2 separate regions of the Homo sapiens genome follow, and region 1 is linked to region 2. Evidence: chromatin contacts called from ENCODE Hi-C or POLR2A ChIA-PET data. All regions are on one chromosome and are shown on one strand. The core of a region is the stretch at or near the end of the contact, and the rest is flanking DNA. Distances in the headings are between cores, read along the strand shown. Region 1 holds the start of LINC02446 (long intergenic non-protein coding RNA 2446). Region 2 holds the start of KLRC4-KLRK1 (KLRC4-KLRK1 readthrough).

What was found. Hi-C counts contacts between places; a loop is a spot of excess contacts on that map. ChIA-PET counts read pairs that join two places held with the same protein, here RNA polymerase II (POLR2A). Pooled maps may share reads with other maps.
Region 1: a map with no recorded cell type shows a loop between it and region 2 (3-fold over the local background). The contact joins the promoter of LINC02446 here to the promoter of KLRC4-KLRK1 in region 2. A Hi-C loop is called at or near these places in 6 of 37 single-sample maps with no recorded cell type and 4 of 50 pooled maps. POLR2A ChIA-PET finds 5 or more read pairs at or near these places in 6 of 52 experiments (CD8-positive, alpha-beta T cell, activated CD8-positive, alpha-beta T cell, activated CD8-positive, alpha-beta memory T cell and 2 more).

Annotation. Positions count from the first base shown.
Region 1 is chr12:10,549,242-10,554,931 of GRCh38, forward strand. LINC02446 (long intergenic non-protein coding RNA 2446) reads left to right here and starts at 4,138. Exons shown (of 3, transcript NR_146456.1): 1 at 4,138-4,275. LOC105369658 (a long non-coding RNA gene) reads right to left here and starts at 1,689. Exons shown (of 3, transcript XR_001749004.1): 1 at 1,539-1,689; 2 at 1,246-1,406. It also overlaps the pseudogene SLC25A39P2.
Region 2 is chr12:10,405,525-10,411,989 of GRCh38, forward strand. It overlaps KLRC4-KLRK1 (KLRC4-KLRK1 readthrough), which reads right to left and starts at 4,622. Exons shown (of 13, transcript NM_001199805.1): 1 at 4,575-4,622; 2 at 3,388-3,486; 3 at 2,805-2,858; 4 at 2,112-2,265. It overlaps KLRC4 (killer cell lectin like receptor C4), which reads right to left and starts at 4,233. Exons shown (of 4, transcript NM_013431.2): 1 at 3,865-4,233; 2 at 3,388-3,486; 3 at 2,805-2,858; 4 at 1,860-2,265. The coding sequence starts at 4,051. The coding sequence ends at 2,129.

The DNA.
Region 1 (5,690 bases), core at 2,888-5,387, 140 kb after region 2:
CTTTCTCTCTTACTAATTTGTACAATCTCAATGAATGATCTCATCTATTGCCATGGCTTCATAGCATAACGGACACCCAAATTTATATATCCAAACATGATCGCTTTCCTAATCTGCATACTCATCATGTATCTGATGTTTCGAAAAAAAAACTCACAAGAATTCTCCACATGCATTGAAAACTCACTGTTCAAAGCTGAACTCCTTACTTTACTATCCATCTGCTATCAGACCCTCCGCCTTCATTTCGCATCTTGCTGAGCGGGACCATGATTCAAGTTTTCCAATGCAAAAGCCCACAAATCATCATTGATATCTGGCTCTGTATTCCCATCACCCCACAACTGACCAAATCTTTTTTTTCCCCCCTTAGAGACTGGGTCTCACTCTGCCACGCAGGCTGGAGTGCAGTGGCGTGAACTCAGCTCACTGAAGCTCAACCTCTTAGACTCAAGTGAGCCTCCCACCTCAGCCTCCAGAGTAGCTGGGACTACAGGTGCATGTCACCATGCCTGGCTGATTTTTGTATTTTTTGTAGAGATGGGGGTCCCACTATGTTGCCCAGGCTGGTCTTGAACTCCTGGACTCAAGTGATCCTCCCGCCTCAGCCTCCCAAAGTGGTTGGATGACAGGCATGAGCCACCACATCTAGCCCAATTGACCAAATCTTGATGATTCTACCTCCTTAGTGCCTCTCTACTAAAATTCTTTCCTTCCTATACCCATGATCACAATTATATTTTGCATATTTGATTTGTCTCCTGTATTACTTATGAAAGCTTAGATTCTGTAATCATTCACAACCCTGCCGGCCACTGCTGGCCACTCCCCCATGTAGGTGCAATCTCTTCACCTGGAACATTCCTTTATCTTCATCCCCATCAGAGTTATCCTAATCAAAAACAATTTTCTAATTAATCCACTTTCATTTCTGAACCAAGTGTTGAAAGAATACCCTTCTTTGACCTTCCACAACTCCACTTTTATTCCATATAGCATTTATCCAAATCTGTATACTTTCTGTCTTTCTAACTGGACTATGAGACCCTTAAGGGCACTATTTCTCTCTTTTAGCTATGCAACACTAGTATCTATTGTAATGCTTAACATATGGTCTCCTTCAAGAAACATTCATTGAATGAATGAATGAATGATTCATTCAAAAACACTGAGCATCAGTGGCATGACAGACACTATTCTAAGTGATAATGATATTTTAGTGAAGCAAATAGAAAAAAAATGTACCTCATGGAGCTTATTTGGCAATCAGTGTGTGAATAGGTAATAAGGCTGACTGGAAAACAAACTAGTCAGACGAGGAGAGGATTTCAAATGGAGATCAAGTCACATAACACTATTGCTTTCACTCTTACTTTCCTCTTCTCATAATCTTCCAAAAGTAAACTCTGGAGAAAAACATCAGAGGATTTTTCAAATCAAACAAGGAGTCGAATAATACATTATTTTGACAAGAGTTATGTGAATAGAAACCCCAAAATAAAGATCTTACAAAGCCTAAAACATATCCAAATTTATACCTTCTTTAGATCATTCGGGTCTACTGCGTCTCAGTGAATTAGGAGTGATAAGTGCATATTCCACAGGAGATACCTTCTTGTCATTCTCTTCTGAGAAATAAAGTGAAACAAAGATTGAGCCTCGGCCGGGCGCGGTGGCTCACGCCTGTAATCCCAGCACTTTGGGAGGCCGAGGCGGGTGGATCATGAGGTCAGGAGATCGAGACCATCCTGGCTAACAAGGTGAAACCCCGTCTCTACTAAAAATACAAAAAATTAGCCGGGCGCGGTGGCGGGCGCCTGTAGTCCCAGCTACTCGGGAGGCTGAGGCAGGAGAATGGCGTGAACCCGGGAGGCGGAGCTTGCAGTGAGCCGAGATCGCGCCACTGCAGTCCGCAGTCCGGCCTGGGCGACAGAGCGAGACTCCGTCTCAAAAAAAAAAAAAAAAAAAAAAAAAAAAGATTGAGCCTCATCACAATAGTGCGTAGAGATCAGAGGTCAGGGCTCTGTCACACAGGACGGCCTGGAGTTTGTCGTAAGCCAGTGAAGTAGACGGTGGTGGCTGGCAGGTTCATCACCCAGTTATCCTAGCGCCTCACAATCTTCACAAAGGCACCCATGCTGCCAGTGAAGCGCGTCCTGGCGGCACAGCGGATACCATTTGGAGACAGGTGCAGGGGCTCCAGGACACCACTGCGGCACAGGAGGCCCTGCCCCGTGGCTCGGAGGGAGGAGGGCGATTCGGCTTAGGAGAGGTCCAGAGTCTGGAGTGAGGCTTCAGTCCCAGCAGGGCGCTGAGAGCGCAGGCGGACCTTCACCACGTCCAGGGGTGTCCTGGAGATGGAGGTGACGGCTGCCCGAGGCCACCACTTGTTGGAGGAGGCTAACGCCCTCAGGTCCTGCTCAACCGCCTCCTGGCTTCAATCCTGCCTCTAGGCCTGGCTGGCGCGGCGGCGCGCTCGGGCTCACTGCAGGGTCTGCGCATGCTCGCCTCCTGACAAAGCCCACTCTGAGAGCATTGCTGAATTTGATTTGCTGATATTTTGTTTAAAAAGATTATTTCTATTCAGGGAGGATATTCGTCTGCAGTTTTCTTTCCTCAACATGCCTAATTTTTATATTAGAGTAATTCTGGTCTCATCAAATGAGTTGGGAAATGCTCCTTCCTCATCTAATTTCTGGAAGGGTTTAAGTGGGATAGGTGTTACATTGTCCTTATATGTTTGGTAGAATTTACCACGAAAGTGTGGGTTTTCTTTGTGGAAAGGTTTTTTAACTGCAAATTGAATTAGTTTAATAGATATAGAGCTAGTTAGGTTAACTATTCCCTCTTAAGTGGACTGTGGAATTGTGTCTTTCAAGAAATTTGTACACTTTACATGTTATTGAATTAATGAGCAGAAAAATACTTAATATTCACTTATCCTTTAAATATCTGTAGCATCTGTATTACTTTTCCTACTTTTATTCCTGATATTGGTAATTGGTGTCTTCTTACAGTTTTGGGGAATAATCCATTTTGTTGACATGTTAAAAGAATCAGCTTTTGGTTTATTTTTCTCTATTGCCTTTCTATTTTCTATTTCATGGATTTCTGCCCTTATCTTTATTATTTCCTTTCTTCTGTTGGATTTGGAATTAATTTTCCTTATTTTTTAAATTCCAAAGTTGGAATCTTGGATAACTGATTTTAGACCTCTCTTTTCTAAATAGCATTTTATAACTTCCCTCCAAGCAGTACTCCAATAGTAGCAGAAATTTTGCTATGTTGCACGTTTATTTTCATTCAGTTCAAAATATTTGCTAATTTCGACTACAATTCTTCTTTCACCTATGTGTTATTTATAAGTGCATTTTAAAATTTTACCATATTTGGGAATGTTCCAAATATCTTTCTGCTATTGAATTTTTAGATTTATTTGTGGTCAGAGAACATGCTATGTATAATTCATTTTAAACATATGGGCTCTTTTGGCCCAAAATATGGTGTATCCTGGTGACAGTTCTGTGTGCAGTTGAGTATTTTTTTCTATTGTTGAGTGGGGTATTCTATATATGCCAGTTATTTCAATTTGGTTGATGGTGCTCTTCCAGACTTTTTATGTCCTTACTGATTTTTTTCTAAATATTCCAGTAACCACTGAGAGAGGTGTGTTGACATGTTTGACTATAACTGAGGATTTGCCTATTTCTTCTTTCAGTCTTGGCAGTTTTGATGCAGGAGAACATGGTCAGGAGACAGGGAACCTAAGATTGATTCACGCTGACTTCCTAGAACTGAATCAAAAGGAAAACCCCACCTCTCTATACCCAAGTAACAAAAAGATCAGGGGCTACTCCCTTTGCAACATCCCCCACCCCTTTTCTGCATTGAAGACGAAAAATGAAAGTATCTTTCATTGGTTCCCTCCTGAAACCAATCAGACTGATCACAGGCCAAGTCTTCATGTGTAACCTTGTAACTTTACTTCAGCCTCCTATTGGTCACCTTCTGCAACCAATTAGACTGATCACAGGCCACTACTTCATTTACATAAGGTGTAAACCAAGTAACCAATTGGAAACCTCTAGACGGTATTTAAACTCCAGAAAATTCTATAACCAGCCTCTTGAGCTGCTTGCTTGGCCCACTCTCACTCTGTGGAGTGTACATTTGTTTCCATAAATCTGTGCTTTTTTTTTCATTGTTTTGTTTGTGCATTTCATCCAATTGTTTGTTCAAAATGCCAAGAATCTGGACACCCTCCACCAGTAACAGGTAACAGTTTTGGTTCTATGTATCTTCAGATCTGTTATTAGGTATATATACATTTAGAGTTGTATGTCAGCTTATTGCTTTTGATCTCATCAACATTATGTAATATTCTTTATCTCTGTTGTAGTGATTGACAGAATTTTCTTTCAGTATAACAAAAATGCCACTTTATCATCTGATCTGCAAAGTTTCAGATGTGAAATTATAATTCGTATTGTCTCTAAACTCTTGGATGACCTGTTATGTTATTTTTTTACTCTTTTCTTATTTTTGGTAGTTTAGTTGGGATAATTTCTGTTCATCTATCTTCAAGTTCACTTGATTTTTCTTTCCCTATCCTGTGTTCAGTTTTCTAAGAAGTGCATGGAAGGAATTCTTTATTTCTGATATCATAGTTTTATCCTTGGCATTTCCACTTGACTCTTTTTAAAAATATAGTTTTCATCTCTGAAAAATTTCATCATATATCAATGCATGTTTTTAAAATTTCCACTGTTTCTTTGACATATTAAAAAATTATTTTAAGTTTCTCACCAATAATTTCAACATCTTGAACACACATATCTTGAGTTTTATCAGCTAGTATTTTTTTTTGGCAATGGGTCCTTTTCTCACTTTTTGTGTGTTTGTCGCTTATAATTCTATTGAATGGCAAACACTGTATGTCAGGCCAGCATGGCGATACCTCTTCTGTAAATCTGTAAAGTTGAAGTGTTGAGCTAGTTTATGTTTCATTGTTCCTGTGGTCACCTTTAGTACACCACAGACTTCAAATGCTCCCAGTGATGTACTGCCACTACCTTACACTTCGTGCAGGGTCTGGGGAGCGGGAGGTTTTTCTTAGTGTTCTGTTCTGATTTCAGCACGCCCTGCACACCTGCAGTGTGAAGAGGTTCTCTCTCTAAACTGTTGCCCCTCCTCTCTTGTGGCTTGTTACGTGAAAATAACGACAGTGTTGGGAGAAATAGAAATTCTAGTTTATCTTGGCCTATTCTCAGTCTTGGGCAAGGCCCTATGTACCTTGGCCTCAGGAGTGTGGTTTCCTCAGCATTCCTCATCGTCCTCCTCAGCAACCAAGCTCTTCTTGTATCTATGGGGAGTCTTGGGCAGGAAAGAATTTCTCCTCTGCTGGCATAGCAGATCTCTGCCTTGTGTCACTGTGGGATCCTTGACCCCAGAGGGTTTCCTGCTCCTCTCTGTTTGAACATCTTTTTTCTTCTCCCCTTCCTTCAACAGCAGAATGTTTTTGACTAGGATCAGTAATGGGGGAGTTTTCTGCCCCTCTTCAAGCAGTAGACTGTTGTTGTGTGTTGCTTGGTGCAAGGCTTGTGGTGGGAGGTATGGTGGTTTCCTTCTCTTTTCTCTGCTACAAAGAAATTTTGCTTTTAGCTTTCTTTTTGCATCACGTTACGTTCTGT
Region 2 (6,465 bases), core at 3,372-5,871:
AGCAATGATTCATGTCCCAGGTGAGATGGAGCCATACACTATATAAAGGATTTGATCACACTACTCAGAAGAGTGAACAATTTAAAACTCATGGATTTTCTCTTCCTAGAGTTTTCCTTTTAATATTTTTGGCCGTGGTTGAGCCTGGGTAACTAAAACCACAGAAAATGTAATTGTGGATCATTCCTTAACATTTATATCAACATTTCACTAACTTTCAACATCTTTATTTATGGCTATAATTGCACTTAAATTTATTCATAATGTTATTCTGAACCTGTCCTTTTATATTCTTCTACTATATAGCATCATTCAAAAAACTTACTTCAATTTGAACGTTGAGCCATTTATTGACACCCATGGATGATCACTGCTACTACGAGAGATGCCAACCCATGAGAGAACTGACAGGGAGCCCAGAAATTTCTAACGAAAAATAAAAAATTTTCATTTAAATAATAACTATAAAAGATTTTACTAATTTTTAGGTGCTTTCTTTGAATTCTAAACTTTTATTAATTTTTAAAAGTGCAGGTAATACATTCTTTCAAAGGATGCTTAATTTTCAAAACAAAATAAATACCTTAAACAAAATAGTAAACTTGAAAACAACTTTTATAGTGTAAAAAGCTATTACAAATTTTTGTAATTTTGACTTAAAATGAACTCTTCAATTTTTATACTTAGTACATTCATTCTTCTTATTTTAACAAGCAAAATTGTGATTCATGTAATTTAACAGTTGCTTGTGTTGGTAAGACAGACACAGTAAGAACTGAAATAAATTTCCTGATACTGTGCATGTATTTCTCCAGATATTCTGATTAAATAAATGTATTTTTCCACTATGTGTCTCATAGTGGAACTTTTCCTCCTTGAAGTTTAGAAGGAAATTGAAAGGTTGCCATTGAGGAAATAAATGACACAGCAGCCAAAAATTGGCTTTTCTGGGCACCACACCACTCTCTAACTAGATAAGCCCTCACTTTTATCTGATTTGGTTTTGGTGGAATAACAATGGTCTTGACCAGGTACATGGACTCCTTTTTCTCTGCTACTCCCTAATAAATACAACTCTAAACTCTGCAAGTAATGAAAGACACACAGGAAAACTCTGAAAGGTGGAAAGAGGAAGGCAAAATAGTTTGGGACCCCAGAATCAGGGATCAACAGAGTGTCCGGGCATCTTCAGTCCCCCACTCAGCAGAAGAAAGTGATCTAGTCCTCTGTTTCTCAGAACCAAATCTGGTAACAGGAGGTGGGTCAGCTAAGCCCATTCCCACTCTGTATTGAAAGGGAGTCCTGCCAGCAACATTAGGCAAGCCTGGTACCACTGGCAAGGATGACCTACCAGGAGGCCTGCTACCAGTTAGGAGCTAGAGGAAGTGCTTCTCCTCCCAAACCAAAAGACATCAGGGTAGGTGCGGTGAGAGGGATCAGCAAAGGAACCGCATGACTACACGTGCCCATCCAGGTTCCTCTTTGTTCCTGAGGGCACGAGACTCACTTCCCCATCCAGAGACACAGGACTGAACAGATTGTAAATGTTCTATGCACATCATGCAGCAATGAAAAGCAACAAACAACAGCTAACTGCATTATTGCACAAATATCATATAGGAGTAAAAGAAGACACACATGAAAATACACATTGTATGATTCCCTTGACATAAATTCTGGAACAGGCAAAGCTTATTTATCACATTAAACATCAATACAAAGGTTTGGAGAGGAGGCAGGAAAAGTGAGGAAGGCATACACAGGAGCAGGACTGCTGGGGCTGGAAACTTCTATTTCATGATCTGCCCTGTATCATGAATCCATTCACTTTGTGATCAATATGCATGACCATGACATGCTTAGTTTTCTTTATATTTATTTTGTGATAAAAACATTTATAGAAGCATGGGTTTCCATGAAAAGCAAAACTGGAAATAACCAAATGTGCATTAACAGTATATGAATATAAAAATATTATGAAGTCAGTTGAATACTACACAGACTTAAAAATATATGAAGTAAATATATGTATAAACATATGGATGATTTCTACAAATATGATATTGACAGAAATAAGCTTTTAGTAAAGTGTTGAAACATTTACGTCTTACCATTTCTTCCTCATTATCTATAGAAAGCAGATCAGAGTTCTTCGAAGCACAGGCCAGCAAACTCTTTCTTCCCAAGTTCTTCTTTCCTTACCAATGTAATAACAACTGTTGGAATATGTAATCCACTCCTCAGGACAATGGCCACAATGACGTGCTAAATAAAAATATGAATTACTATGCAAAACAATATGTTTACAAATGAAAATTATTTTATATATTTGCAAAGCTATAAACATACAGGTACACAATATCTGCATCCTCATAAGTTGTTAAATATATATTTTAAAATAACGAGTCACTCATACGCACATGCACAATAAAAGGTCCACCTCTCATCCCTTAATTGTGTTCCCATACAAAACAAGCCCGCCAACAAAAATCCACCCTACACATCTTAAACATCACTGAACAAAACTGCTTTTTAAGTATAGTAAAATTATTTATCTCTTATCATCTTATAGTAGTAGGAAATTTCAGTTAATTAAATGCAACAAGAGGGTATAATGATTTTAACTGAGCATTTCTACTTATTATTGGAGAAAAGGACATGCCCTCATATAATCTTTATTTTATAAACATTTATGGCTCATTGTTATAGTTTATTTTCCCAAAACATTTTATTATCATTTTGCATCCCTTTAGAGACAAAATATAAACTGTACTAACATCAGAACATTGACAATCATAATGTACCTTTCTGCATTCTTCTATTCAGGGAAAAATTGTTCTGCTCCAGTACTCCAATACCTAGAAAAATTAAAGTGATTCTTACAAAATTAATATCTAGACAAATTATAATAAATTCAGTTGCTTACTTTGAAATACAAAATTTAAAATTATTTTAAATTGGAACAATCTGAAATAAAAATGACTTTTCTATAAAAATAATGAGATCTTTAAAACAAATATTTTTAAAGCCATTAGCATAAAACTTCACCATCTCTTATAGTATTTGATCTAACCACTTTCAAAAATTAATTTGTTTTTCTAAATATTTTTTCTCTTAAAACATGTCTTTGAGTCATGAAATCAGAATACATCTCTCTGTGTGTGTATCATATATACATATATATTTAGTACACACAAAAAAATAAATGTTTTCTACAATTATTCTGTTATTTATAAATTTGAAAAGTTCAGAAGCAGCATATTATCTTGGGGTTCAGAGATATACATTAAACAGAGAATTCTAATCCTCATTATTATGAAATGTTTCAAGGCGCTTCCAATCATTATAGTGAAAAGTTCCCTTATAATCTTTCAAGAATATGCTTACAAGGAATAAGAACTATTGTTTTTAACACAGTGGCCATCAGGACAATGCAAATGATTCCTAGGACCTCAGCAGTGAGCTTCTCTGGAGGTGGCAGTAAACCTGCAGGGAGAGAAAGAGGCACTGAGAGAGGGGAGATAGAGAGTTGATGAGAAGGTTTACGTACAAGAGAACTCACGTGCACAGGAAAACATAATGATAAACTCTGTCCTCTAAATCTACATCTACTCTAGTAATCTTTCTCTCAGAATATACCATTTCATTATCAGTAAATATAATGCTCCATGAGTTGTTAATCACAAATTACAATTGAACAATGCCTGAATAAAATCAGGCTTCAGATTTCATATTAGAATATTAGATCCTGACTTTGACCTCTGATTCTCACAAGTGCAAAATATTCCCTAATCTTTCCCCACCTTTCTGCATTCAACTGCACATCCTAGAACAATAATATTGAAGATCTATTTAATGTTTTACCTTTGCAGTGATATGTCTTGTCATTCCCTTGATGATCCGAAGAAGCATTTTGAAGGTTTAATTCTACTTGGAATATTTCCTGTTTGGTTCCTGAAATGGAGATTTTATTGCCCTTAAGTTTCCTTTGCTGCCTCTTTGGGTCCTGGGCCAGACTCACTTCTGAGTAGGTTCCTCTTTGTTTATTCATCTCTGCAGCTGTGTGATGTCAGGGACTGTGCTCTATGATAACTGCACTTAAGAAGCTATAAGTGGTGTATATTTTGACAGGATCCCTGGTATAGGCAAACTGCATGTGTTGGAGGCTGAGTAGTAATGTTCATTTTGCTGTTGACCAATATAAAAGTCTGGTACTAATTTCCTAAAGTTTTAAACTGAAATCTCTTTAAACAATAGGTCACTTTTTAAAAGGCCTTCTATATTTGACATAATATTATTAATGGGAACAATAAAAAACAATACATTTGTGAAAACTAAGAAGTAACTGAATATAAATATCTTTATTAATTTAAAATCAGATTCTACAGAAATATTTTATCACCAATAGAATACCTGTGTAAAAAACTAAAATTGAAATTTGAAAATAAAATGCACTAATTGTATGACAATTTTAAAATTCATTAATGTAAGGATTGAGCGCTAAAGATGGAGGAATAATTTGTTGGCATATAGAACAACTTTTAATACTAAAATACATTAAGTTAGTGACTTACATTCGTTTACTAAAAGGGCATGAGGTCTTGGCAAATGTTTTTTATTCTGAATGATTGAGGAAAACAGAAAAATTGTTAAAATTTTAAAGAAATATTTTATACCTTGTAAAACATTACATTAACTTATGCATAAACTAAATACTACTGAAAAAGATTTAACTCTTTATTTTACAGAATTGATTGGTAATTGATTTAATGACTAAAATAGGAAAACTGAAAATGATAAATATAAGTTTGGACCATCTATGAAAGAACACTTTAAGTTCAAACTTTCAGAAAGACCCTGTGGTTGTTTTAAAAGGCAGCGAGGGTCACTTTGGTTGTGTAAGTAATTGTAATAAATCAGAAAATATAATTTAATAATCTAGTCAATGAGCTCTGTAGCCAGTGAGACCTAAAATTAATTACAGCTTTGAAACTCATAATGCATGACCTTTACAAAGTTACTTGGTGTCTACAACACCAGTTTACTAATCTAGATTGGGGAAAATAATTTATGAAGTATAATGTATATAAAACCCTTAACATACAACCTGGCACACATTAGTCCTCAATACATATTAGATATTTTAATTATTTTTAACACAATTGCCATTTTATTATTTCTAATTCATACTGAGTGTGTAAAATAACTAATGAGGTAGGAGTCTCATGTCAGTGTAGTACATCTTTTTTGCAATGTTTGTTTGGCTCAATTTTTTTTAGGTCGTCCTATTATTTATAATTAAGTTTAGATTTGCATTTTATGGAAACTACTTCATTATTACATTCTTAAAAAAATAAAATCTGCTTCAATTAAATATAAGTATGTGTATGAGAAATTATGTTTGACATTCACAATTTGATGTATCCATTAAAAATGCATTTTTAAAGTCTGGGCTAAATATAAAGTATTATTACATCTATAATGATTATAAAATTTCAAATTAATTCTTCATTGTCGTGATATTTATCGGTTTCACTCTAAATTATATTGATTAACAAACCTATTATGATGTATGCATGTGCTTGACTAATTCTCCACAGGCAATAATGTAAATACTTTAAGAAATCCTCAAACATATATTATATTTTGGGTTGCTTTTCACCCTGAATTATTCATGTACAGACAGTTCTACTTTGATTTTATTCTGTATTAACTTTACCTTGTTGCATCACATTTAATATTTACAATTTTCTACTAAAGGAGATGAGCTAGTAGAGAAACAGGAGACTAGCAACACATACCTTCTGTCATCAGAAAGTCACACGCCCCTTAGTGGAGAGGTCAGGTTACCTCTTAACGACACAAAAGACATCTGTGATCCGGTGAAACCCCGTCTCTACTAAAAATACAAAAACTTAGCCGGGTGTGGTGGCGGGCGCCTGTAGCTGCTTGGGAGGCTGAGGCAGGAGAACGGTTGAACCCGGGAGGCGTAGCTTGCAGTGAGCTGAGATCGGGAGCCACTGCACTCCAGCCTGGGCGACAGAGCGAGACTCTGTCTCAGAAAAAAACAAAAAACAAAAAACAGATATCTCTGATCTTCACAGACTGCCCTGTGAAAGCTCAGAGTGAGGCAAGAGTGCAAAAAGCAGATTCCTCATCAATGTATCACTTCGGATTTGAACAGGAAGTTTTCACACTAGGGCCATTTTGAATCAGTTTATCTCATCATACACCTCAGAATATAAGAGACTGAGCTGCTAGGGTGTCATTTAGTTTGTCCATTTTCAAGTGACTTTTAGAAATTATTTTTATAGTAAACAAGATTTGGGGAGAACAAAGACTACTACCCATGCAGTTGTTTCCATCTCAATCACAAACACTAAAATCTTATACCTTTTTCAGAGTCTCTTACATGTTTAACTTCTACATTTACACAGGGTGGCTAAAACTTGGGATTACGTACTT